Linked DNA regions of Homo sapiens: region 1 is linked to region 2. A link is an interaction called in ENCODE POLR2A ChIA-PET data of the cell type or tissue named here. Cell type or tissue: Caco-2. All regions are shown on one strand. Each heading gives the region's core, and the rest is flanking DNA. Links, peaks and the distances in the headings are about the cores only. Region 1 overlaps GRIN2B (glutamate ionotropic receptor NMDA type subunit 2B). Region 2 has its middle 110 kb from the start of LINC01559.

The links. ChIA-PET counts read pairs that join two places held together with the same protein. Peaks named below come from ENCODE experiments on the same cell type or tissue, not always from the same donor. Only the 100,000 strongest peaks of a DNase experiment are listed, where the experiment ranks them.
Region 1: POLR2A ChIA-PET joins it to region 2 with 13 read pairs; 3 of 35 experiments call an interaction of 5 or more read pairs at or near these places.

The regions. Positions count from the first base shown.
Region 1 is chr12:13,709,443-13,717,442 of GRCh38, forward strand. All of the region lies in intron 4 of GRIN2B (glutamate ionotropic receptor NMDA type subunit 2B), which reads right to left. Among named protein-coding and RNA genes, the nearest start is that of GRIN2B, 270 kb to the right of the region's middle. In Caco-2, for the core only: no CTCF peak of the experiment used is centred there; a DNase peak (open chromatin) is centred at 4,739.
Region 2 is chr12:13,484,578-13,498,068 of GRCh38, forward strand. No RefSeq gene overlaps it. Among named protein-coding and RNA genes, the nearest start is that of LINC01559, 110 kb to the left of the region's middle. In Caco-2, for the core only: no CTCF peak of the experiment used is centred there; no DNase peak of the experiment used is centred there.

The DNA of each region.
Region 1 (8,000 bases), core at 1-8,000, 220 kb after region 2:
TAAAATCGAAAGCGTCAGCAAAGACACAGAAGATAGAAAGAAGAACCAAACAGAAATTTTAGAAATGAAACAATATAATGGTTAATATAAAAAATACTTGCTGGATGGAACTCAGTGACCAAAATGTTAGTAATAGAGGAAAGAGTCAGTTAACTTACAGGTAACAAGTATAGCTGAGCAGTACCTTCTCCTTGAGGCTCTAAGTACTGCACCAGATCCACGGGTCACTACCTCTGAGCTTCTAAATTCTAATAACCACAACCCCAGCTCTAAAACGAAGTCCCGGCAGGTATTATTTCTCAGCATTCCCTTTTCATTCTTCCAGCTGTCTGATTTCCTATATTACATTCCCACTGTTGACAAACATTCATATATTTCTGGTGAGAAAGTAAAATGATACTACCGCTCTGAAAAATGGTTGGCCATATCTGATAAGGTTAAACATGTACCTATCCTATAACCAATTATTCAGCTCCTGGGTATATACCCAAGAGAAATAAAAACATATGTCCACAAAAGCATATAAACAAAAATGTTCAGAGCATTTTTATTCACAACAGCCAAAAACTAGAAACAGCCCAAATGTTCATCAACAGAAAACAATAAATTCTGTTATATTCATAAAATGGTATATTACTCAGCTTTAAAAAGGAGCATACTGTTGATAAATGCAACAACATGAGTGAATCTCAAAACATTATATTGAGCAAAGGAAGCCAGACATACAGTAAGATATATTTTATGACTGAATTTATATGAAGTTCTAGGTATTGATGGGATGTATCTCAAAATAATAAGAGCTATCTATGACAAACCCACAGCCAATATCTTACTGAATGGGCAAAAACTGGAAGCATTCCCTTTGAAAACTGGTACAAGACAGGGATACCCTCTCTCACCGCTCCTATTCAACATAGTGTTGGAAGTTCTGGCCAGGGCAATTAGGCAGGAGAAGGAAATAAAGGGTATTCAATTAGGAAAAGAGGAAGTCAAATTGTCCCTGTTTGCAGATGACACGATTGTATGTCTAGAAAACCCCATCGTCTCAGCCCAAAATCTCCTGAAGCTGATAGGCAACTTCAGCAAAGTCTCAGGATACAAAATCAATGTGCAAAAATCACAAGCATTCTTACACACCAATAACAGACAAACAGACAGCCAAATCATGAGTGAACTCCCATTTGCAATTGCTTCAAAGAGAATAAAATACCTAGGAATCCAACTTACAAGGGACGTGAAGGACCTCTTCAAGAACTACAAACCACTGCTCAATGAAATAAAAGAGGATACAAACAAATGGAAGAACATTCCATGCTCATGGGTAGGAAGAATCAATACTGTGAAAATGGCCATATTGCCCAAGGTAATTTATAGATTCAATGCCATCCCCATCAAGCTACCAATGACTTTCTTCACAGAATTGGAAAAAAACTACTTTAAAGTTCATATGCAACCAAAAAAGAGCCCTCATTGCCAAGTCAATCCTAAGCCAAAAGAACAAAGCTGGAGGCATCATGCTACCTGACTTCAAACTATACTACAAGGCCACAGTAACCAAAACAGCATGGTACTGGTACCAAAACAGAGATATAGACCAATGGAACAGAACAGAGCCCTCAGAAATAGGGCTACATATCTACAACCATCTGATCTTTGACAAACCTGACAAAAACAAGAAATGGAGAAACGATTCCCTATTTAATAAATGGTGCTGGGAAAACTGGCTAGCCATATGTAGAAAGCTGAAACTGGATCCCTTCCTTATACCTTATACAAAAATTAATTCAAGATGGATTAAAGACTTACATGTTAGACCTAAAACCATAAAAACCCTAGAAGAAAACCTAGGCAATACCATTCAGGACATAGGCATGGGCAAGTACTTCATGTCTAAAACACCAAAAGCAATGGCAACAAAAGCCAAAATTGAGCAATGGGATCTAATCAAACTAAAGAGCTTCTGCACAGCAAAAGAAACTACCATCAGAGTGAACAGGCAACCTACAGAATGGGAGAAAATTTTTGCAATCTACTCATCTGACAAAGGGCTAATATCCAGAATCTACAATGAACTCCAACAAATTTATAAGAAAAAAACAAACAACCCCATCAAAAAGTGGGCAAAGGATATGAACAGACACTTCTCAAAAGAAGACATTTATGCAGCCAAAAGACACATGAAAAAATGCTCATCATCACTGGCCATCAGAGAAATGCAAATCAAAACCACAATGAGATACCATCTCACACCAGTTAGAATGGCAATCATTAAAAAGTCAGGAAACGACAGGTGCTGGAGAGGATGTGGAAAATTGGAACACTTTTACACTGTTGGTGGAACTGTAAACTAGTTCAACCATTGTGGAAGTCAGTGTGGCGATTCCTCAGGGATCTAGAACTAGAAATACCATTTGACCCAGCAATCCCATTACTGGGTATATACCCAAAAGATTATAAATCATGCTGCTATAAAGACACATGCACATGTATGTTTACTGCGGCACTATTCACAATAGCAAAGACTTGGAACCAACCCAAATGTCCAACAGTGATAGACTGGATTAAGAAAATGGGGCACATATATACCATGGCATACTATGCAGCCATAAAAAATGATGAGTTCATGTCCTTTGTAGGGACATGGATGAAGCCAGAAACCATCATTCTCAGCAAACTATCACAAGGACGGAAAAACCAAACACCACATATTCTCACTCATAGGTGGGAATTGAACAATGAGAACACATGGACACAGGAAGGGGAACATCAAACACCGGGGCCTGTTGTAGGGTGGGGGGAAGGGGGAGGGATAGCATTAGGAGATATACCTAATGTTAAATGATGAGTTAATGAGTGCGGCACACCAACATGGCACATGTATACATATGTAACAAACCTGCACGTTGTGCACATGTACCCTAAAACTTAAAGTATAATAAAAAACAAATAAAAATAAAATAAAATATATTATTAATGAAAGAAAAAAGCAAAATTAATCTATGGTGAAATAAATCAAAACAGTGGTCGCCTTTGTGTATAGATGTGTATTGGGAGTGGGGAGAGGACAAGTATTGACTGGGAAGGGGCATGAGACACAACTAGTGATAAAAATGTTCCATATACTGATAGAGGTGTGGGTTACACCCATGAAGGCATTTGTGAAAGCTCACTGAATAGGCACCTAAGATAAATGTTGAAACACCTAGTGTGCTTTGTTTCCATTAGAATTTTATCTTTGGAGAATATTATAAAGTCTCTGACTATCAGGGAAAGCCAATCTTTTCTATCAACTTTTGAAATACATTGCTATAAAGTATAGGGCGTATGTTTTCTAATTTCAAAATTTTAAACCCTAAGTTAATATGGTCAATATCTCTCTCCCAAGTTTCTAGGTACCCCCACATCTTCAAACAGTTCTTGGAGATAGCTTCTCTTGGTGTTAATTTATATTCAGAATATGTGACAGTGAAAATGTTTCTTGATCTCAATTTAGTTCACTTCAATAAATATTACCGAGCATAACTATATACAACGCAAGGTGCTAAGTGATGCAAGAAATCCAAGATAGATAGCATTTAGTCCCTCCTTCAATATGCTTACCACCAAGCATAAGATGAGATACCAAAGAATTAAAATATAGGCAGGATAGAAGTAATTTTAAAGAGTGTAATACACAATCAACAAGACATGAAACATTTACAGTACATTTAAGAAACGTTAGGTATTTCTTTTAACATCCTTGGTTGAAACCATTTTAAGTTAACAACATGACTTTTTTCCCCTACTCTTGGTCCACTTGATGCTCTCCTTTTATGCTCCTAGCAGACATAATTAGCAGACACTGATGATGTCATTCCACCAAATCTCCATTCCTATTAGCCCTAATAATTTTAGCAAGTGATCATGAAAGAACACTGACCTTAGTGGCTTAAGCCTCCCATATTCAAGAGGTCCCCATCTTACGAAGACAGGCAGTATGACTCCCTCTAAAGAGGCACCAACTTCTTTTCAAATGAATCACAGAATCTAATTATTCTGAAAATTATTTAAGCAGAAATCAGTACCTATATTCATCCCATAAAAGAGCAGCCATGAAATACTTCCCTAGCGATGAGCCATCAGTGTTGGTAAGACGTTCTTAATAGAACAAGAAGTCACATGAACCAATACGTCATTCCACATGTGAACAAAAATTCTACAAGGGAACAACTCAGAATCTGGTTGTTATTTTTGCCTGTTTTTTTTCTTGCTATCAGGGTCACTAATGCTTAAGAAAAGTACGTAGAGAGTGGGGCAAAAGTTGAGACAATAAAGCTTGCATATTTAGAAATCTGTGTCTACAAGATGTTTCCTTCTTCTGAACAAAAGCTTGCCATTATTACCAACCACTTAGAGCTTTTAGTCTGCCTGGCTGGAGAACAATGCAGAGTGTTTAAGATGCTCTGTTACCAGTGTTTTGTAAAGATTTTTTTTTCTTACTCCTAAGGACTTTGCTCCTTTGTGACCTTAAGGGTGTGTAATTTTCAGTTTCTGTTTAGCATAGACAAGATGAGTATTGTTTCTAGCCCTGTATTCTAAAAGCAAAATCCCTAAAACTCCAATTCAGAAATTAAATAGATTTCTAAAAATGTACCCTACATCACTCAACCAAAGTCTGTCTCTCAGGAAGTGGGAGGGCATAAGATTCTCTCCTTCCTGTCCTCCCTCCCCCACCCACCACTCCTGATGGATTGGAGATGTCAGCTTGTCAAGTCTTATTGGGTGCTACCTGATGTAAGTCCACACTGAGGCAGTAAAAATCTGTTTGCAGTCAGCTCTTTTAATAAGTCTCAGCAAACAGGAGCAAAGCAGATCTATTCAGTAAGATACTTCCTCTGATACAGCGGGGAAAAAATAGTCCATGACAGAGGCTTGATATGGAGGAGACTTTTAGACAAAGAACAGTTCTTTCTTTAGCAAAGCTGGAGAGAAATAGTTTCCCTAGGGATTTGAGGATTCTAAGAAATACTGTATTTTTATGCTTATGATTCAAACCTGACCCAGACTCCAAACTTTTTAAAAAGGAGGTCATATCTCCCCTGTAAAATGCCCCCATCCCACAGAGTCTTGCTGAGTCCTAAGCATTTTGTGGGTTCAGAACTCTGATAAATTATATTGATGCTGCCTCTTAATCTTAAGCCCAAAGGGGGAACGCTGGTTGGTTACCCAGCCTTCCACCTATGCCAAAAAGAATAAGAAAGCCTGAGAAGGTCAAATGTTCTGAGAATATATTTTATAATACAAATCACCTAATTTTTTTATTATTGTTTGTGCAAGTTTAAGGGGTACATATGCAGTTTTGATACATGCACAGATTGTGTAGTGGTCAAGTTAGGGCTTTTAGGGTATCTATCGCCTGAATAACATATGTTGTCTCCATTAACTCTTTTCTCGTCATATACCAAAGTAAAGAGTTTCTCAAGAAATTTCAAAACTCTGGGAAATATGTGTTTATGTACTATCACTTCATTATTCAGATAAAATTAGGTGCCAACCACCTGAAGAGAGTGGGCCAATCTTTTCAGTAAAAGATTGCTTCTCGTAGTTCTTAGCGCATTGCTGGAGTATTATGGGTCTTAACGGTGCTAAACGTTGATGGATGGTGGTGGTGGTGATAGTTATGACGATGATGTATGAAATAATGAAGAAGACAATGATGTTCGCTAACAAGATGAAGCCAAATTTAAAAATGACCTGACAGGGTGAATTATTCTGGGAATAATTATTATGTATGTATTCCTTCATTCACTTTTCTGAAGCCTCTCCGTTATCATCACCCATATCATATTCACTTCTCCTAGAATAGTGCAGACATGGCAGAAAGTGAATTCCAGGAGTCTGGCTAGTAACATTCAAATTAAACTTATTGCACCATTAGGCTGAGAAATGTTTTTCTTTCTGGCAAGAATAAAATGATAACTATAAAAGTTCTTAACAATATAAGGTTTTTCAGGAATAGTCTTGCTCTGAAGGTAAAAAGTTGTCTCTGTTCCTAACTCTTAGGAAAAGTAACATGCAGTAAACACTTAGTAACATTTTGAATGAATGCATGCATGATTGGATAAATAAATGGATAAATATACAAAAGAGTGGGTAAGTGAATAAATGGCTCATTGAACTATATCTCTCTACTTTTTAGAATAGTTACTGATTGTGCAGGTAAAAATCACATCGTAAGAAATCTGGGGCTTATCCTCTGAAAGAATGATCTCAGAGAACCTAAACTCTGATCTTTCAAATGAGTATTTTAAGATTACTGTACATGTGCTTCAGAAGCTTACTGCAAAATATAACCCCTTGATAATAAAACAAAATAAACTAGTCATGATGATGTCATAAGAGCAAGTCCTTTTCTAGGTCATTATAATTTTTCATGTCAATTTCCACAGAATTTTAACCAGAAGATCTGTAGAAGCAGTAGAATTTTATCTCTATGGGATGTGGTGATGGAGGTATGTTTCTTCCAGCATTTGCTTACAACTCCCATAATATCTATTTACAAATCATTATCCTGTCCTTCATGATCTAAGTCCAAAAATCACTGAGCTAACAGCCACACAATCCTTTCTGCAGGATTTTTTAAAAGCCTACAAAGAAAGTCTCAATGGATAGTTGGTGACCTAAACATCACCAGGTTGAAAACTCCTTGGGGATAAGAATATCCCCAATTTATAATACCTCTGTATCTACAACAAACTTAATAGTAAGTTCTGCATAAAACAGCCTCTTAATAAATGTCCATTGATTAAATGCAGAAATGGGACTAGGGTGATGCAATAGGAAATAAATACTGTGCAAATTTAGAGACAGGAGAGTATAGTGTAGGGAGGTGAAGTCAGAACAGACTTCACGGAGGATGACAGACTTAAATAATATATTGAAATAAATGGCTGTGCTATGAGCCAGTAGTAATCTAAGCATCTAAAATGAAAAAGCACTAAGCTCTAAGGGTGTGGAGCTATCTCACAGTGGCACCTTATACAGGGTATTTCTGACTTTGAATATCTTACCGTTGAGAAGAACCCTACCTAAATGGGCCATGCATTTCATTGTCACAGTGGATGATGGCAAGTGAAATACGAGATTGATGTCGAATTTTTCAAGAAAGATGGAAGACAGGGATATGGAATGAAGGTGAGAAAGAAAGAAGGAAAGAAATGCTTTCAATGAAAGAAATTCTTCTTTCCCACATTTCCAGTTGAAGGATTAATCTGTCCTCTGAGAGTTAATGTCATATGATGATCTTTAGGAAAACACAAAATAGAGGGCATTTCGCACTGCCAAATGTTCCTATCATTCCATTCCTGTCGTGTCCACATATAGTAGTGTTAGTTTCATAATCTTTGGTCTTTGTGACTGAGAAAGTCCTTCTCATTCACACCTCTGCCTAAGGTGACTACCCTGATGTGACTAAATATGCAAGGACTTAGTTCTTTGACCTAATGCAAGAACTATAGAAAACTACTAAATTTTCTGCAAACCCAGAAAATAAGAACGGTCAGTTCTCAACAGAAGGGGAAATGAGGGAAAGGTTACTAGCATTTCCTATGTAATAAATATGTTTGCATTGTATCATGCCATACGCGTGTGTGTGTGTGTGTGTGTGTGTGTGTGTGTGTGTATTCACTCAATCATTACAGAGACCCTTAAATTTTGGAGTTTATATCTCCTTTTTACAGTTGGTAAAGCTGAGGTATGGACAGTTTTACACAAGTTAAATAGCTACTAAGTGGTTATGAATCCCAGGAGACTTGGGATTCATAACTAGGTCTGGCCGACTCTAAAATATACTGCAGCTCAGAAAACAGGCAATTCTGGGTAATAAAAAAACAATTCTGATTTAAAATAAAAGCAAGGCAATGCAGAATAACAAGAAAAGATCATTAGAATTAAATCCAGCCCCGCTTGGAATACTATCTCTATCATCAACCCTTAAACAAATTACTTTCCATTAGCCACAG
Region 2 (13,491 bases), core at 2,711-10,710:
TGGTAGCCTCATTTAATTCTCACAAAACTTTATGAGGTAGGCACTATATTGCAGATTAGGAAACAGGCTCAGAGAGATTAAGCAGCATGCCAGTGTCAAACAGTAAGTAGACATGAGCCAGGATAATAGAACCATCTGCCTCACCCCAAAGTTTGGCTTTTTTTTTTTTTTGAGAGAGAGTCTTGCTCTGTTACCCAGGCTGGAGTGTAATGGCGGGATCTTGGCTCACTGCAACCTCCACCTCCTGGGTTCAAGCAATTCTCCTGTCTCAGCCTCCCAAGTAGCTGGGACTACAGGTGCCCACCACCACACCTGGCTGATTTTTGTATTTTTAGTAGAGGTGGGGTTTCACCATATTGGCCAGGCTGGTCTTGAACTCCTGACCTCAAATGATCCACCCACCTTGGCCTCCCAATGTGCTGGGATTACAGACGTGAGCCACCGTGCCTGGCCAAAAGTTTGGCTTTCAACCTCTCTTTCACACTGACCCTGGTCAGTAAAATTCACATACTTTTACTCTGAATACTATCTTATAGTCACCAATTATGAAAGATATTATCAAGTTATATAAAATTCTCTGTTAGTGTTACCACTTAAATGTATTATTATAATTTAATATTCTGATCAATAGTTACCATACACACAAGGGATTGCCAGTTTTGAAATGAAAAAGATTATTTTGAAACTACTTATTATAAAACTATGCCAAATATAAGTCCTTTATAATAGTAGCAATATAGGTAACAAGACCATCATTTACTGGAATGTTCCTTTTAGCTTTTCAAAATGTGTTACGGTTGTTATTCCAATTTTTCATTGACTCAGTGGCATATTAACATAGATGGAGATAAGTGGTGGGGCTGTAAGGATGGAGTTCTGTCTGAACTTATTTCATGGTATCTCTCAAGTTTTTCTTTTAAAAATACACTGCTTGACTTGTGTCTTGTTTGCATAAATGTGGAGGACACAATGTGTGTCCCTGCCTGTGCTGGTGAGTAGAGAATTTGGTTTTCAGGAAACCAGATACAATCATCTTAATAGATTATGAAGCTGTAGTAAGTGAAGGCATTGTGGCCTAGGGCTGAGGGAAAGTAAACAGAAAATAATTTCAGCAAAGTTGTTCAGAGAGTGCTGGTGCAAATATTCTGGACATTTAGATGACTTGGAAAAATGGGCTTCAACACTGTCAAAGTCAAACCTGGCACTGTGGGAGGGAGGTAACACTGTAGCTGAGGGCATGCGTTCAGGAGTTAATCTGCCCAATTCAAATTCTGGCTTGACAGCCTTCTAGCTGCATGACCTCAGGCAAGTTATTTGACCTCCTTGTTCCTCTGTTTCCTCATCTGAAAAATGGGAAAAAGATGAGTCCCTACGTCAATGCACCTAACTTTGGTACTTTGCTAACAGAGAGTTTCAAGGATAGAATAAGAGAAGTCCATCCCAAGAAACAGGTACCTCAGAAATATTTTCTTCCATCCAAGGTTAAGAGATGCCCTGATTCCCTACAGTGTACATGGCTTAGCATGTCTGGCATCTCTGATGATCAAGGGAAGAAAAGTCTTCAGAGGGTCATTGAAGGCAGCAGACAAAATATTCTACAAGAAGACTTGGAATATTCTGAGTGGCTCCTACCAGAAATGCAGTCACTTAGTTATGGTTATTTCCAAAGTTATGATTCTTGACTGATACATGCTTTAGTCACTAGGGCATGGATATCTCATATAACAAAGTGCCCTTTATGAAGCTTGTAGAAAAATACTGCAAAGCTTCTGGTAGCATTTTTGAGAGGCAAGAGCTATAATACTTCTTCCTGGTAGACCAAACAATATTTGTAGGGGTTATAAACAAACAGCAAAATAGGGGGCTACAATCCCATAGCAGCATCAGAATTTAAACTAGATGAAACTGAAAAGCAGGCAAAGTCTGACATTGGTAATTTCCTTTTCTCCCCTCGACAACCCAACACCAGTACTCGGTACTGTCTTGTGGCTTTGGATATCTTCAGATAATCTGCCTAGCCATGTCCTACTAGGCCAAACCTGCCAATCCCAATAAAAACTTCTTTTAACTACTAGGAAAACTACTGGATTAAAGTTATTGATAAGGAGCTGCAAGAAATTGATAGATTTGAATTCAATAATTTTTAAAGGAGAAGTTTTCTTAATAGGGTTAAAATATGAAGAAGCTATTTAAAGAAATAGACCTTCTGGGCACTGTTGCCAGCCTCTACAGCTCATACACACACATTTTCAAAATACTTCTCAGACTTGCCAACCCCAAGCTGGTTCATGGAGCACCAAAACAATGCCCAAACATCTAGCCGATATCTCCGTGGGGCCACAATAATTTTGCAGAGACCTCTCAGCAACTAAGAGTGACTGCCCTTATGGGCAAATATTGCCACAAAGAGGTGAAGTGACTTTGAACTGGCGAGTTGGGTAATGTGTTTCAGTCTACTTCTCTCATGTCACCAACTCTAGCAGATGTGCAGCCAGTCTTTCTGGAGTGGTCCTGGACCCTGGACACATTATCCTGAATATTCATCCCTAGTAACCAATATTTCTATGTTGATAACAGTAAGATACACATGACCATGAAGGATAGGCTGTAAAAGGCTCTGAAGTGACAAAATGGCAGATGAGGCAGAAAGTGATTGGAGCAGGGACTGTTCTGCTTGTTTTGCCTTGGTGATAGCAGGTGCATTTATAAGCTGACAACGTATATATGAGCCTTTCTCTTCTTGAATGTGTCCTTGTCCCTTACCTGTTGACTCCTTGAGTCCCTGCCCACCTTAGCCTGAGTTGGAGGACCTCTCTGCTTAGGTTAGCCTTGATGACGAAGGCTGAGGGCACTCTAACAGTACTTCTATCTTTGTTGATGTTCTAGAAAGCGGGCCATGGGTTCCAACCAGCTTGGCGTTTTCTCAGCTATGGCACGATGCACTTGGACTTCATTTGTGATCGGCCCCTCATTGAGCATGAAAGCTGGTTACCTTTTTCCTGCCAGAAAATCTGGCTTTCTCATTTGCCGTATTTTCTGGGTCTGCTGGACCCAGCTCAAAAACGCCTCAGCAGTGTCTGTCACTAGGGAAAAAGCAGCCCCTGAGAAAGGGCAATTAAAGGTAGTGTTTGTCTCTGATTCTTATTGGCAGCTCTGTTCAGGTGAAGACATAGAAAAGGTCAAGGCCCACGGCCCACACACAACCTGATTGTGTAGCTAGGCAGCTTTCCAGGAGGCCTTCTATTTGGAATAGGAGCACTTAAAGGAGACTCCCTCACGGCATAAGCTGGGGGTGGAGGATGTAGGCCATTTAGCTACACGATGAGGCAAATGTCCTACTTGCTAAGTCTGGAAAGGTGGGTGGCAGGAGTGGTGGCTTCCATTTTTCTAAGAACACAGCTTATTTCTTGGGCTCCATTCCCCCCGGGTATGACCCATAGAGAAGAACGTCCTGGAACTAAAGGTCATACCTGAAGCCAGGTGAGTTAGAAGAGAGCTCTACGTAAAGTGACTAGTAACACATGCAGTGAAGTTTTTTCCCAGAAAATAGCATCATTGACCGCATCCACTTTTGTGTAATGCTGTGATCTGTTTGTGTTCCCCCAAAATTCATATGCTGAAACCTAATCCCCAAGGTGATAGTACTAAGAGGTGGGGACTTTTGGAGATGAGCAGGTCACAAGAGCAGAGCCCCTATGAGTAGGATTAGTACCTTTATGGAAGAGACAGTAGAGAGGTAGCAGAGAGATAGCTAGTTCCTTCCACCATGTGAGGTCACAATAAATGGGCCCTCTCCAGACACCAGATCTGCCAGTGTCTTGATCTTGGACTTTCCAGTCTTCTGAACTGTGAGAAATACATATTTGCTGTTCATAAACCACCCAATTTTTGGTCTCTGTGTTATAGCAGCCTGAACAAACTAAGACATATAGCCTGGAAATTTGGATTTAGTTCAGAAATCCCAGGGAAACAAAAGGAAAAGGGATCAATCTCATAATGGTATTCATACTTGACTGCTCACTAGGAGGTTATGGGAGTTCTCATGGAAAATATTGCCTAGATGATGCTATCTTATCCAAATAGGTTATGACAACTTTTCATTGTTTTTGTTGTTTACTTTAAGCATATCTTGAACCCCATCCAAATTCATATTCAATTTAGGAGAGGTATTAAAAAACCCCAACATACCAAAATCTATTAATCATTTATCCTGGGATGATACTCAGCATTAGTTGTAGAAGTGGCATAATCTCAGCATGAAATGTAAAGCCAAAGTACAGATATCAGCCTGGTCAACATGGCAAAACCCCGTCTCTACTAAAAAATACAAAAAATTAGCTGGGCATGGTGGTGTCCACCTGTAGTCTTAGCTACTCGGGAGGCTGAGGCTTAAACCCAGGAGGTGGAGGTTGCAGTGAGCTGAGATCATGTCACTGCACTCCAGCCTGGGTAATAGAGTGAGACACTGTCTCAAAAAACAAAAACAAAAACAAGCAAACAAACAAACCAAAAAACAAAATACATATACCTGTGAACTTTTCAGTACTTCTTGAGTTGGCCCCTTACAATTCCCTTTATTACTGGGTAGGCAGTATGGTTATTCTGGCCCTACAATATCAGCTGCTCTTTATTAATTGAAATACAATTTTAAGAATATTAAATCTGTTTGGTAACTATTACATCCCTCTGTTAGTAAAGACAGTCAGGAGCTGAAAGTATAGGACTACGGATGGTCCCTAACTTATGATGGTTCAACTTATGATTTTTCGACTTTATTATGGTTCAAAAGCAACATGCATTCAGTAGAAAGTGTACTTTGGATTTTGAGTTTTGATCTTCTCCTGGGCTAGCAATATGTGGTTCAATATTCTCTTGCTATGCTGGGCAGGGGCAGGGGCAGTGGCAGTGAACTGCAGCTCCCAGTCAGCCAGGCGATCACTAGGGTAAACAGCCTATACTCCATATCTTCCCAAAAAACGCTATGCCTACTAAACCATCAATAAGTGTCAATGCCTCATTGCCTTCTATTCTTGAGCCTCATCAGAAGACAGAGAAATTGATGACCCTATTTCTGCAGCATCCCCATCAATCAGCAATTAACTTTAGTTCAATGCTTCTCCAGGCCCCATGTACTTTTGGCTGTGGACATTAATGGTGAGTACCCATGCAAACATTGTTTTTATACTTTCAGTAGAGTATTCAATAAATTACATGAGATATTCAACACTTTATTATAAAATAGGCTTTGTGTTGAATGATTTTGCACATCTGCAGGCTAATGTAAGTGTTCTGGGCACATTTAAGGTAGGCTAGGCTAAGTTACGTTTGGTAGGTTAGGTGTATTGAATGCATTTTTAACTTAACAGTATTTCCAACTTATGATGGGTTTATCAGGATGTGACCCCAGTGTAAGTTGAGTAGTATCTGTATTTCTGGGCAAAGTATTATTCTTTCCCATTGTAAACTTATGTTTGATTATGACCTTTGGTACCCCAAAATTAAATTGTTTTGCTCCTGAGTGAAATTGTTGAAAGCTTCATTGGCCTTTGGTGAATACATAAAATAAACACTTTTCTGATAAAAAAAAAAAAAAAAAGGTTCCTATTCTCTTTGGTGAGAAATACAGAGGCTCCTAGGGCAGTTTTCACACTTTCTTATTCTTTGTCTAGAACCTGTAACCAACACATTGAAAAACTCACCACTAGCTCCAGTGATTTTCCCTCTTGGCTCTATGCTTGCAAATCCCATTGACCTTCTCAGTTATTTTCTTTCCTTCCTTTTTCCACCCACCCCCGTCTGTCACCATTCTAATCCAGGCTCCCATTACTTCCATCTTGGACAGTGGTATCAGGCTCCTGACTTACCTCCTTCTCCCTGAGAGTGGGAAACATTAATACCATTCAGCAGAATCATGCTTCCCTGTACTTCTGGCCTCCTTGAAGTAAGGCAAGGCATGGACACACCTTGCTCTGGCCAATGGCACATGAGCAGAAGTGAACTGTGTCTCCAGACCTCTTTCTCCTATGGTGGAGCCTGTGCCAATGATGTACCTGCCAATATGATGTGGATGGATGTGTATGGGGGTGAGAAGTAAACTATGCTTGTTTAAGTCCCTGAGATTTGAGTTTCGTTTGTTTTGTTATTTGGTTCAATTTGACCAATACACACAGTCTCTTCCTCCTCTAATTCTCTTTATATACTCTTGCCAGGGTAATCTTAAATCACAGGCCAGATTATCCCCTAATCAAAAGCCATCAGCTGTTCATCATTACCCAGAAACAGAAAACCCAAATGTCTGAATTTCAAGAAACTCTGAGCTCTGCCCTCAATGTCCTCTTCCCACTTTCTCACTACACGTATGTTCCGGCCCAGTGTAAAGGCTCACAGTGACCCTCAGATGATCATGTCTTGACTTGGGATGTTACATTTGTATGGAGTGTCTTTGCCCTGATTACATCATGTTGAAATCTAGCCACTTTAAAGCACAGGTTCAAATGGTCAAACTTTCCTGACTCCTACAAGTGGACAGGCACTCCCACTCTTCTGGGGTCCCTTAGCAAATTGTGTCTCATTTATAGTACTTACTACTTTCTATTGCATAATGCAGTTATTTCTGTATATGTTTTACCTCTCCGATTAGACAATAAACCCTCTTAAGGCAAATAGCAGTATTAGTTATTCTTGTAGTTCTTTACAGTACCAAGGTGTATAGTTGCTCAGTAAATACTTTATAAGTTAAATATTAATCCTCAGGGGAGGGCCATGAAGTTCTGTTTTAAATCCCAAATGATCATAGTTCAGTAAATGATGAGAAATGCCACCTGTAGAGTGAACAGGGATTTTCCTAGTGAACTTCCTCCTTTGGTGGGATATTCTGCAAGAGCACCCCTGGATAAGGCATCAAAGAAATCCTGGTTCCTAGGAAGGTCTGATTAGACTCTATGCACATGGTAGTTTAGGCTTCTCTACTCTGAAAATAAAAACTAGAGGAAACTCTTATTCAATAAAAAAGAAACATATTTAAAGATTCCCAAAGGGTCTTTGAAGCAGGAATGAAACTTTAGTTTCAGAGTGACCTTCAGTACTGAAGAAAGCTTTACAAGGAAAGATAGCGCTGGGCATTGAAGCACTGGGCACTGATAGAACTTTTAGAGGGAAGAGACAGGAAAATGGGGAGAGAAGAGACTAAAAGAGAAAGGCTGGCTTAAAATAATCAGTGATGCTGAAGGACAACAGCTTAAATGATCAACTGGGAAAATTCTTCAGTCTAATGGCACAGGGAGATCACATCACAAGCATGACTAGAGAGCTGTAGATGGGAAAAGGTGTGAGGAAGACATTGTGAGGTTAGTGCTGTTAGGATGGAATCTTTGTGGCTATTGATTGAATACGGAAGGCAGACCAGTGGTGGAGTAAAAAGGTAGCACGTTGCTGAGATGGTGCAGACAGTCAGAGAAGCATGAGGGGCCCACCTGGTATGGAAGCTGTGCCAATCTGAATCGCCTTGGGTTTGATTATTTTTACCATCTGGCCCAAACAAACCTCATGAAACTGAGGCGCCCTGAGGCTATGCCAGTGCAGCTCATGTGTATTTAGATGTTAGCTGAAACAAAGAACCATTTCTCACAAGTATAGAAATATAACAAATTTATATTAATTCAAAAAGTACCATTTTCTGTTTATAATTCTTTTCCCCTAAGAATTTCTTTTAAAGTAGCCAGACTCTGTTGCTCCTGATTTTAGGAAAGAATTTAGGAAATTTGTCCCACACACCATGAGAGGTATGTAAGCAGTAGAGTATTAAGATGCACCTGGATTTCTGGCGTGCTGAAAGCAGACACGTTACACAAACTCAAATGCCTAAAAAGGATCCCAGAAATGGGAAAGTCATAGAGAATGAAGCAGTAGTGGGTCAGAGCCCTTCTCCTGCCATATATGCCCTTAAATTTTCTTTTCATTTCTTAGAGCTGCCCATTCTCTCATCTCTCAGGGGAAAAGAGTAGACACATTTCTTTTGTAAGCAGAAGGCCTTTGACTCTGACTATAAACTTTGGAAATGGCAGGAAGAAGGAGAAATGCATATATACCAAGGCACATGGGAACAACGATTATATTCTTACTAAAGCCACAGATTTTAAATGGTTTGGCCTCAGTAGTCATTTTGGGGATTAGGTTGGACTTGGGGTTTAAAAGACATCTGGAATATGAATGTAGAACGTGACAGTCTGAGTTCAGCAAGCAACGCATCTAAGGAATTTAAAGAAAAAGAAAGACCAGACAAAATGTCAGGCCTAAAGTTCTTAGAATCAGCAACCAGAAAGAAAACAGATAATTGACATCACAATAGCACAGGAATTTCAACAAAGCAATCTGGAAGAGTGAAGAGAAGATGTGTTTCAAAGTCAGCTTAACTTGATCCTGGATTCCAGATCTTCTACCTACATTAAGCAAGTTAAGTTCTGGGATCCATTACAGGATACTTTATTCATGAAGGCACACAAGCAGGTCAAGAATTGATCCATCTTTATTTAGACATCCACAAACATTTTGAGTTAGAAAAACCAGGTGTCCACCTTAAACTCATAATCTACAGAGTGATAATTAAGTGCAGTGAAGTAAGAACCAAGGGAGATAGGTGAAAAATACATGGGATCACCCAGGAGGGGTTGATGGTAGAGATTTCTGAGCTTGCTAGAGTACATCATGATAGAACAAAGTCACTGCTTGCTGTTGATACTTTAAAAAAAAATTTAAAAGAAACTTTTGTGGGTACATAAATATATATATTTATGGGGTACATGAGATGTTTTAATACAGGCACACTATGTGAAATAAGCACGTCATGAAGAATGAAGCATTCATACCCTCAAGCATTTATTGTTTGAGTTATAAACAATCCAATTACATTTTCTAAGTTATTTTTAAATATACAATTAAGTTGTTATTGACTATAGTCACCCTATTGTGCAATCAAATAGTAGGTCTTATTCATTCTTTGTATTTTTTTTTGTGCCCATTAACCATCCCCAACTCTCTCTTTGCCCCAATCCCTCCACTACCCTTTCCAGACTCTGGAAACCATCCTTCTACTTTCTATGTTCATGAGTTCAATTTATTTGATTTTTAGATCCCACAAATATGTGAGAACATGTAATGTCTGTCTTTCTGTGCTTGGCTTATTTTACTTAACATAAGGATTTCTAGTTCCATCCATGTTGTTGCAAATGACTAGATCTCATTCTTTTTTATGGCTAAATAGTACTCCACTGTGTATATGTACCACATTTTCTTTATCCATTCATCTGTTGATGGACACTTAGGTTGCTTCTAAATCTTAGCTATTGTAAACAGTGCTACAACAAACAGGTACACAACAAACTGGGTACTCAGCAGTGGGATTGCTAGATCACATGGTAACTCTACTTTTAGTTTTTTGAGGAACCTCCAAACTGTTCTCCATAGTGATTGTACTAGCTTACATTTCCACCAACGGTATACAAAGGTTCCCTTTTCTCTATATTCTCACTGTCATTTTGGATGTAAGCCATTTTAACTGGGATGAGATGATATCTCATCGTAGTTTTGATTTGTATTTCTCTGATGGTAAATGATATTGAGCATCTTTTCACATGCTTGTTTGCCATTTGTATGTCTTCTTTTGAGAAATGTCTAGTCAAATCTTTTGCCCATTTTTTGGTCAGATTATCAGATTTTTTCCTGTATAGTTGTTTGAGCTCCTTATATATTCTGCTCATTAATCCCTTGTCAGAAGGGTAGTTTGCAAATATTTTGTCCCATTCTGTGGGTTGTCTCTTCACTTTCTTGATTGTATTCTTCTCTGTGCAGAAGCTTTTTAACATGATGTGATCCCATTTGTCCATGTTTGCTTTGGTTGCCTGTGCTTGTGGGGAATTGCTCAAGAAGTCTTTGCCCAGACCATGTCCTGGAGATTTTCCCCAACATTTTCTTGCAGTAGTTTCATAGTTTGAGGTCTTAGATTTAAGTCTTTAATCCATTTTAACTTGATTTTTATATATGGCAAGAGATAGGGGTCTAGTTTCACTTTTTTGCATATGGATTTCCAGTTTTTCCAGCATCATTTATTGAAGAGATTGTTTTTTCCCCAGTGTATGTTCTTGGCACCTTTGTCAAAAATGAGTTCAATGAGTTCACTGTAGGTGTGTGGATTTGTTTCTGGGTTCTCTATTCTGTTCCATTGGTCTATGTGTCTGTTTTTATGCTAGTACAATGCTGTTTTGGTTACTATAGCTCTGTAGCATAATTTGAAGTCAGGTAATGTGATTCCTCCAGTTTTGTTCTTCTTGCTTAAGATAGCTTTGGCTATTTTGAGTCTTTTGTGGTTCCATGTAAATTTTAGGATTACTTTTTCTATTTCAGTGAAGAATGTCATTGGTATTTTGATGGGGATTGCATTGAATCTGTAAACTGCTTTAGGTAGTATAAATATTTTAACAATATTGATTTTTCCAATCCAGGTTGTTGATACTTTGCCATGACTGTCTTCCTTTACAGTGTCGGAGCTGTGCAGGCGGAGCTGCAAAATGACAGATAGCATGGAGCCAGCAGTTGTGTATTGAAATTACCAAGCATAAGAGCTGGCAGTGACTTAGATATATCTAGCTCAATTCATGCACTTAAAGATGAGGGAACTGAGGAAGGAAGAAATAGAGTGACTTGGGCATATGCAAATTGCCCAGGTTATTGTTCAAGTTAGAGCCAGAACTAAAACCCGGATTTTCTGTCCCCAGTAGTGCTCTTTTCACCACATTGCGCTGCCTCTTACTGCCAAATAGTGTTACTTAGAGGCTAGAACTACTTCCCCAGAGATGATGGAATCAGGAAATTCTACAAACATTTTTTATGAATGCTCTGTAACAATTTCCATGGGTAACAAGCCTTTTTAGAGACTATTGTCTGAAGCAATGCTGCCCAATAGAAAGTCTGCAATGATGAAAATGTTCTATAGCTGCACTGCCCAGTATGATGGTCACTAGCTGCATGTGGTCACTAGCACTAGAAATATGGCTAGTTTGGCTGAGGAACTGAATATAAAATTTTAATTTCATTAGGCACAAATTGCTAGAGACTTACCATATTGGCCAGCATAAGTCTTCAGAATTATCTATATCTTTAGTTATACCACTAAGTATGTGACTGTCTTTTTCTAGCTGCCTTGACTTTGAGCCCTACAAGCTCCCTCTTCCCAGTCCCTGAGCCATGAGAACCAAACCATGCCTAAGTATATGTAAAGACCACCATCCTCTCTGGTGGATGAGTCTGGTCTTAGTCTGTGGCAATAAGTACATTTTGCCTAGATTGTTTTTCTGGAAGAGTACTTGTCACATTTTATAATAGTAATAATTATAATTTGTTAGCATATTCTGTATACCCATCCCTCATACTCAGTCATCTATAGGTATTACATCTATTACTCTTCCCACCAACTCAGTGAGTACGCTCTATTACTGTCAACCAGTGGCCAGAAAGCAAATCTGTCTTCTTCCAAAATCCGTGCTCTTTTTACTATCCCACACTGTCTAAGAACTGAGGATTAGTGTACAATCCCCTGTTGCTTGGGCAGGGGAGATTTTCCTTCATTTATTAAAAAATACTATTGGCTGCCTGTTAAGTGCCAGGCACTGTGCCAGGTAAAGTACATAGTGATGAATCAAATGGGATTATCCTAGCTGACATTGGACATGTTTTCTAGTAAATGCTGGTTTTTGGAGGAAGAAATTTGGTAGATTCTGTTAAGTAGCTGGGAATTCAGTGCTTATATGCTGCAAACTGGAGCTATTTATACTGGAGCTGTTCCTTTGATGTTTGAAACGTGCAGCAATTCTCTCTTGTAGCCAAGATGTGTAATTTTTTTTTTTTGGGGGGGGTGTTTTTTACCATTAAAATATTATGTTTTATTTACTCAAGAGTTAAAAATCCTAGGATTTCATCATGAACTCCACATACAAGCCAATTTCACAGCCATAGAAATTTCCAAAATTAGTATTGAGGCAGTTGACCACAGCTCTATGCTAATTTCTGAGGCTATTAATTGTGTTTGTGAAATATAAATGCATGAGCAATGACTGTGGATATTGCTTAAGAATCTAAACACTTTATTGAAGAAATAAGTGAGACAAAATAGGTGTGATAAGAGTACAAAATATGTACCATATTGCATCAAATCTAGCATACTATAAATTTTAAGACATATATCGTATTCCATGGACCACAAAAGATGCTGCCAATTAAATTATGACTTAATGTATTATCATATTGAATTTTTAAAAGACTTTTAAAGGAGGTCTTTTAGCTTATTCAAACATAACTGCCCTTTATTACTCATCTGCATAAATTAAAAAGAAAATGTAAGCCAAATAAATTGGTTAAGGAGTTCCTAAAACTGCTACAAATCAATAATTTGATCTTTTTGAATTGTTTTCAACTCAGAGTTATCAACATCTGTGTTTTTGCACACAGTCTCAGCTTCTGCACCATCAGGAGCCCTGGGATGCAGAATTTCTCGAACACTTTTCTTTTGGGATTTTATCCTACACCGTTGAAATCCTTCTGCAAATTTTGAAGATGGTGCTTTCTTGTTTATTGTGTCTTTTTTGCACATTTATCACTGAATGGACATAACAAAGCTTCATCTACTATTAGGCATCATCCTTCCTATGTTTTGTAAGGTGCTTGGTTGTTGCATTATAAGAAAATTTTAAAAACTGGTTACTCCTTCAATATCAAACATTTACTTCAGTATTACCAATTTTCTGCCTCACTGTTTTTGTACCTTTCTGGGTATGCACAATACCTCTATGTTTCAAAGCTAAATCACAATGTACTCTTTGTGAAGATATTTTAAAGAGCATTTAGACTTAATAGTGTAGCACAAAGAGTAACAAATAAACAGCTGAAGTAGCAATGACACAAATAGCTGACAGGAACTTTGCACAAAACAAAGAATGATAACAATGTCACCAGGCCTGCCAGCCTCCTGAGGTTCTAATATACCATGTTGGTAAGAAACAATCTGGTTTTAGATGTTGTAAAATATGAAAAAAAAGTGTGTCTAGAACCAATGAACTACGGATCATTGGATTCCAGTGATGCTGTTGATCAAGCTTATCTATATGGTTTAACATAGGAAATTCTCAGTTATAAATCCTTGGAAGCAGAGACAGTGATATCAAATGCCTCATGCTTCTAGAAGTGGTGCTCTGTGAAGCAAAATGACTCTTCAAGTTTCAGAGTAAAGGCTGAATTTAGTTACTTTGGGCACTGAGAAACGAAGTTATAATCTGGATTTCTGGCTCTCTGGTTTTTTTTTTTTTTCCTGGATTGCTGGATTTCTCTTTTTAAACACCTTTTTGCCCTCAACACCAGATACTAGTGAATTTGTAAAGAAATAAAATAGTATGCAATCCTTACTTACGTTTTGCTCAAAAAGATGATTTGTCATGTCTCACAATT